2 separate regions of the Homo sapiens genome follow, and region 1 is linked to region 2. The links are chromatin contacts, found by Hi-C or POLR2A ChIA-PET in ENCODE. All regions are on one chromosome and are shown on one strand. Each heading gives the region's core, a stretch centred on a gene start or an enhancer-like site at or near the end of the contact. The rest is flanking DNA. Distances are from core to core; before and after follow the strand shown.

Region 1 (2,766 bases), core at 178-2,677, 34 kb before region 2:
CGCCACCATGCCCGGCTAATTTTGTATTTTTAGTAGAGATGGGGTTTCACCATGTTGGTCAGGCTGGTCTGGAAATCCTGACCTCAGGTGATCTGCCCGCCTCGGCCTCCCAAAGTACTGGGGATTACAGGTGTGAGCCACCACACCCAGCCTTTTTTTTTTTTTTTGAGACAGAGTCTTGCTCTGTCACCCAGGCTGGAGAGCAGTGGCACAATCTTGGCTCACTGCAACCTCCGCCTCCTGGGTTCAAGCGATTCTCTCGCCTCAGGCTCCCGAGTAGCTGGGATTACAAGCACACACCACCATGCCCGGCTAGTTTTTGTATTTTTAGTAGAGATGATGTTTCACCATATTGGACAGTCTGGTCTTGAACACCTGACCTCAGGTGATCTACCCACCTCGGCCTCCCAAAGTGTTGAGATCATAGGCGTGAGCCACCGTGCCTGGCCTCAAAACCCTGGGATTACAGGTGGGAACCACTGCATATGGCTGAGTTGTACACTTTAAAAAAAATTTTTTTTTAAATATGGAACACTTCACAAATTACAGTGTCATCTTTGAGCAAGGGTCATGCTAATTTTCTTTGTATCATTCCAATTTTAGTATATGTGCTGCTGAAGTGAGCATTGAATTGTATAATTTAAAAGGGTAAATTTTGTGGTATACTATACTAGTTTTATGGTATACCATAAAATTGTGGGTATACTTTATAAAAATAAAATTATGGTATGTAAAATGTTACGGTATACCATAAAATTATGGTATACTTTATGGTATACCATTAAATTGTACTCAGGCAGTATGAAAAACTCAGTATAAAAAAATTCATAGACCTGTACACCAACAGAAAAAATTTTACTGCATAATTTAAAAAATAAAAAAAAAATTAAGTCCTGTGTCCGAAAGGCAGGAGCCAGGTTCTCACCTGTTGTGTGTCACCTAAGTTGCCTCATACAATAAATGCTGAGGACAGTGGTTCCCGGACGTGGGTACATGTCCAGGAACCACCTGGTTGGGGGAGGTCTTTGAAAACTTCTGATGCCTGGCAACCGCCCCCAGGCATTCAGATTTAATTGGTCTGAGGTACAACCTGGGTACTGAGATGTTTTTTTAAAGCTTCCCAGGTGATTCTAACATGCAGCAAAATTTGAGAACCACGGGCTTAGCAAAAGGTTGATGAACAACCATTCTTGGGAGCCAAAAGCTAATCCCCGCCCCACCTTACCTCACTTTCACCTCAAGGCAATCAGATCAGATCTGTCCTTGGCAAAGAGAACAGCTACAGCCAATCCTGCTGTTCACCATGCCGGACAGAAGTAAATCAGAGCATTCTCTCCAGTTCCTTAAGGGCCACTGCTCTCTCTATAAACATGTGGTTGATGAGATCAGCAATTCTGAAGCAGGATCCATTCTACAAAGCATGGTTTCTTCCGTTCTCCCCAGGTTTTCTCTCTCTTGCTGTCCCCATTTGTAGCTGGGGTTGGGAAGTGGAGGAGAGAGAAAGTCACTGAATAAATACATTCTCTGTGTTCTCAATGAACAGACATGAAAGAAAAGAAAAATGGTAAATACATTCCTAGTAGGGTGAGCCTCAGTAGGTTTCTGGATTACCCTTCCCAGAAACATTCATATTTTCAAAGAAGACCTCCTGGTAAACGAAGACATGAGTCACTAGTAAGGAAGGTTTTGAGGGACAGGGTCTCTTTCCTTTAACTTCCCAGACACATGTCTGGACTGGTCCTGATTGTTTGACCTGTCTGTTTTCTTAGAACAGAGCATGAGATCCTAGCTAGCTGCATTCCATTCACTTAACAATTTGTTGTTCGAATTTATTTATTTCAGTTACGATTAGGTTTTGTCTGTGGCATTTATCGTCTTTCTATGCCAAGCAGTCTCACACTAACTTGAAAGCCCTTTTGTATTATCTACTGTGTTTCCTACAGGTGAGTCTTTTCACCTTGTCTTAGTAATTAAGACTTCTGGTTGTAGATTACAAAAACCATCTCAAGCAAGTTTAGGCAACAATGGGAGTTCTCAATGAGATTACAGGTGGAACCAGGAAAGTTAAGCCTCAGGGAGAGCAGGAATCCAGGCATACGTGGTCTTTATCAGGGAGTAGACACCAGGGCCCCACCCCAGTCAATGGGGAAGTCAGATCTCAGAGAATAATAATCATTGAACATGAATTGAATGTCTGCTATGTGCAGGAACATATATTATTGATAACATATTCTTATGTTATCAGTATGAGTTATATTACTATTGCTCTTCCCATTTTATAAATGAGGAAACTGAGGTCCACAGAAGATAAGCAATATGTTCAAGAGCTTCCAGGCCAGGTCCGGTGGCTCACACCTGTAATCCCAGCACTTTGGGAGGCCGAGGCAGGAGGATCACCTGAGCCTCAGAGTTTTGAGTCCAGCCTGGGCAACATAGGGAGACCTTATCTCTACAAAAAATTTAAAAAGTAACCAGGTGTGGTGGTGGTGCCTGTGGTCCCAGCTATTCAAGAGGCTGAGGTAGGAGAATCACTTGAGCCCGGGAGGTAGAGTCTGCAGTGAGCTGTGACTGTGCCACTGGACTGCAGCCTGGGTGGTGGAGAAAGACTCGGTCTCAAAAAAAAAAAAAGAAGTAGGGGGTGGGGGGCAGTTCCAGTTGGCACTGGAACTCAGGCAGTATGGTTTCAGAATTGACACACTTAGCCACCAGGTGAATGGTTCCCTTAAGAGTTGTACAGTGGGCAACCTGCACACCCATACCTGGCAG
Region 2 (2,738 bases), core at 180-2,679:
TTTGCTGGCACTTCAAGGGCCTGCTGAGAACTCTTTGCTTGCTGGCTTTGGGCCAGCTGAGCTCTGCCATCCTTCTGCCCATCCTGACAACATTGGGCCAAAGCTAGGGTGAGGTCAACATGAAACCTGTGGAGGTGTAATGGAAGTGTCACCTCCCAGAAGGGCAGGTATGTGGCCACCCATACCTGTCCACAGCTGCTTCTTCACTCCCCTCCCTGGAGCCAGCAGCTCTGGTTTCAACAGTGCGAGGGTGTGTGTGCGTGTTTGTGTGTGTGTTCGCATGCATGTGCATGTGCATTTGTGAGACACACCACAGGACATCTACATGCTAGGGACAGAAAGATGGGGAGGGCATGACGCTGGATTTTCTCTGTTTGATCTCGAGTGTAAAAGAGCAGCCAAATGCCCTCAAATAATGTTCTTTTTCTCCCTCTCTTGCTTTTCTCCCCAGGACTCTGGCACTTCTACAAATAGAGCTGTGCCAGAAGAAAAGGAAGTTTCAGCACTCAGTCCATCCACACCCCCCACCCCCTGAAACAATAATCTCTTCCTCTCTCCCAGCCCCTGTTTGAATTGGGGAGGGGGAGGGAAAGGAGGCGTCTTTTCTGTTCTGAAGTTTCTAAGGAAGCCAGTACAGACGCACCCTTCCCCTTCCAGGGAATGTATCCTGTGATGTTTAAGTAGGAGTCAAGCCTTGAGAATGAATTTCTCTTGAACTGTCCTTTCTCCACCACAGGAGATGGGATGGGTACACCCAATAAAGGAGAAAGAGCAAGAGAAGGGGTTAGGGTCAGATGTCCCCAAGGATATCAAAGTTTTCTGCCTAAGGGAACAGTGGGGCTCAGATGACCCATAGGCAAGGAAAGAGGTCAAGGAATGACTCAGTAGCCACAGCCTCCTGGAGCCTCTTGAAGAAACTCAAGGTTTCAACCTGATAAACATTCTCAAGACAGACAAGGCAGGATCAGAAGTAGGAATCCTGGGCAACATAGTGAGACCCTGTCTCTACAAAAAGTAATTAGTTGGGCATGGTGGTGTGCACCTGTGGTCCCAGCTGCTAGAGAGTCTGAGGTGGGAGGATCGCTTGAGCCCAAGAGTTCCAGGCTGCAGTGAGCCGTGACCATGCCACTGCACTCCAGCCTGGGCAACAGAGTGAGACGCTGTCAAAAAAAAAAAAAAAAAAAGAAAGAAAGAAAGAAGGAAAGAAAGAGGAAGAAAAAGAAACAGAAAGAGAAAGAAGGTGGGACAAGGGCAGATAAGGGTTGAGGCCAGGCTGAGAGTGAGAGTAGAAAGAGGACTGGGTTGCCAAGTGTGGATAACAATCAGGGCTGTGCTTGCTCGGGTCAGCTCACTCTTCTCTTCTCAGGCTACTCCCTGAGTGGATGCCTTGGTGCTCCACCCAGATTCCCGGTGCTGACTGTGAGTTTTGGCTGCCAATGGCTCTCCATCTCTGGACTTGCCCTTGGCCTAGAGGGCAGCCAATTAGCTGACTGACAGGGACATAAAAAACTAGCCTCCCTGACTCAGGTGGGATCCTTTCTGTCATACAGTTGTCCACCCAGAGCTTCCCACAGGATCAAGCCAAAACCAGACTCAGCTGTGAAGCACATCCTTGCTTCCCCACTCTGTGCCCCACCCTCTTTCCTTTCCTCCCTTCTCCTGAGAGTTTGCCTCACAATAAACCATGTGCCGCCCAAATCCCCATCTCAGTCTGCACATCAAGGGAACCAGATCTAAGACACTTCTTTGGGTACAAATTGCACCTTAGCTCCAGTGCCTAGGATGCTGTGTCAGCCCCTAGTCAGCCTTCAGTGCACAATAAAGATTTTTAAAAATTTTTTCGGCCGGGCGTGGTAGCTCACATGTGTAATCCCAGCACTTTGGGAGGCCGAGGTGGGCGGATAATATGAGGTCAGTAGCTCAAGACCAGCCTGGCCAACATGGTGAAACCCCGTCTCTACTAAAAATACAAAAATTAGCCAGGCCTGGTGGCGTGAGCCTGTCATCCCAGCTGCTCAGGAGGCTGAGGCAGGACAATCACTTGAACTCAGGAGGCAGAGGTTGTAGTGAGCCTGGATCGCGCCACTACACTCCAGCCTAGGCGACAGAGCAAGACTCCGTCTTGAAAAAAAAAAAAAAAATTCTAGTCTCTCACTATGAAACTACAGTAAATAATGCTAAATACTATTCATATTATATGTGGTTAATTGAAAGAAGGAGTGATTGGTTGAATTAATGCTCTGGATGGGAGATAAGTAGGTGGGGGAATTTATTGTAGGACCACCCCCCCATATACACACACACGTTAACCAGATGCCCATGGCTCATCCCAGTACATCCTGTCTACATATAGGCCACCTGCTTACATCTATGCAAAGTCAGGGACAGATAATCCAGTTTGTGGATTATCCAGACCCCCAGCTGGCATGTTCCTTCTCAATATTGCCTCCCTGAACCCTCCCTCTGCTCCAGCACTTTCCCGGGGGTAGAGGGTGGGCAGAGACAGGCAGCAGGGGAGGGCAGGATGATGAAACCTCAGTCTGTCAACACTGTTGCTGCTGCCTCAGCAGTCTGATGAAAGATTAGAAACTATTGGGTAAAATCATGTTAGGAATTTTCTATGGATTCCAGGTATCTGGGCTCATCACCAAGTAGACAATTAAGAGTTGTTTGTGTGGTGAAAACACCTTGAACAAGGCCAGGAAAGTCACCTGCTAAGTAACCAAGTTTGGATCACT

What was found. Hi-C counts contacts between places; a loop is a spot of excess contacts on that map. ChIA-PET counts read pairs that join two places held with the same protein, here RNA polymerase II (POLR2A). Pooled maps may share reads with other maps.
Region 1: a loop to region 2 is called in a map of endothelial cell of hepatic sinusoid, with 6 times the contacts of the local background. The contact joins the promoter of MIR2117HG here to the enhancer-like site in region 2. A Hi-C loop is called at or near these places in 5 of 168 maps with a recorded cell type or tissue (MCF 10A, breast epithelium, endothelial cell of hepatic sinusoid and 2 more), 1 of 37 single-sample maps with no recorded cell type and 2 of 50 pooled maps. POLR2A ChIA-PET finds 5 or more read pairs at or near these places in 16 of 52 experiments (AG04449, AG04450, B cell and 13 more).

What each region holds. Positions count from the first base shown.
Region 1 is chr17:43,443,368-43,446,133 of GRCh38, reverse strand. MIR2117HG (MIR2117 host gene) reads right to left here and starts at 1,427. Exons shown (of 2, transcript NR_146952.1): 1 at 1,226-1,427. MIR2117 (microRNA 2117) reads right to left here and starts at 1,328; the gene lies at 1,249-1,328. It also overlaps the pseudogene RNU6-406P.
Region 2 is chr17:43,409,627-43,412,364 of GRCh38, reverse strand. No RefSeq gene overlaps it. Among named protein-coding and RNA genes, the nearest start is that of ARL4D, 12 kb to the right of the region's middle. Within about 2 kb of position 1,429, at least 5 of the 41 ENCODE cell types and tissues checked have a DNase peak (open chromatin) inside an H3K27ac peak, as active enhancers do.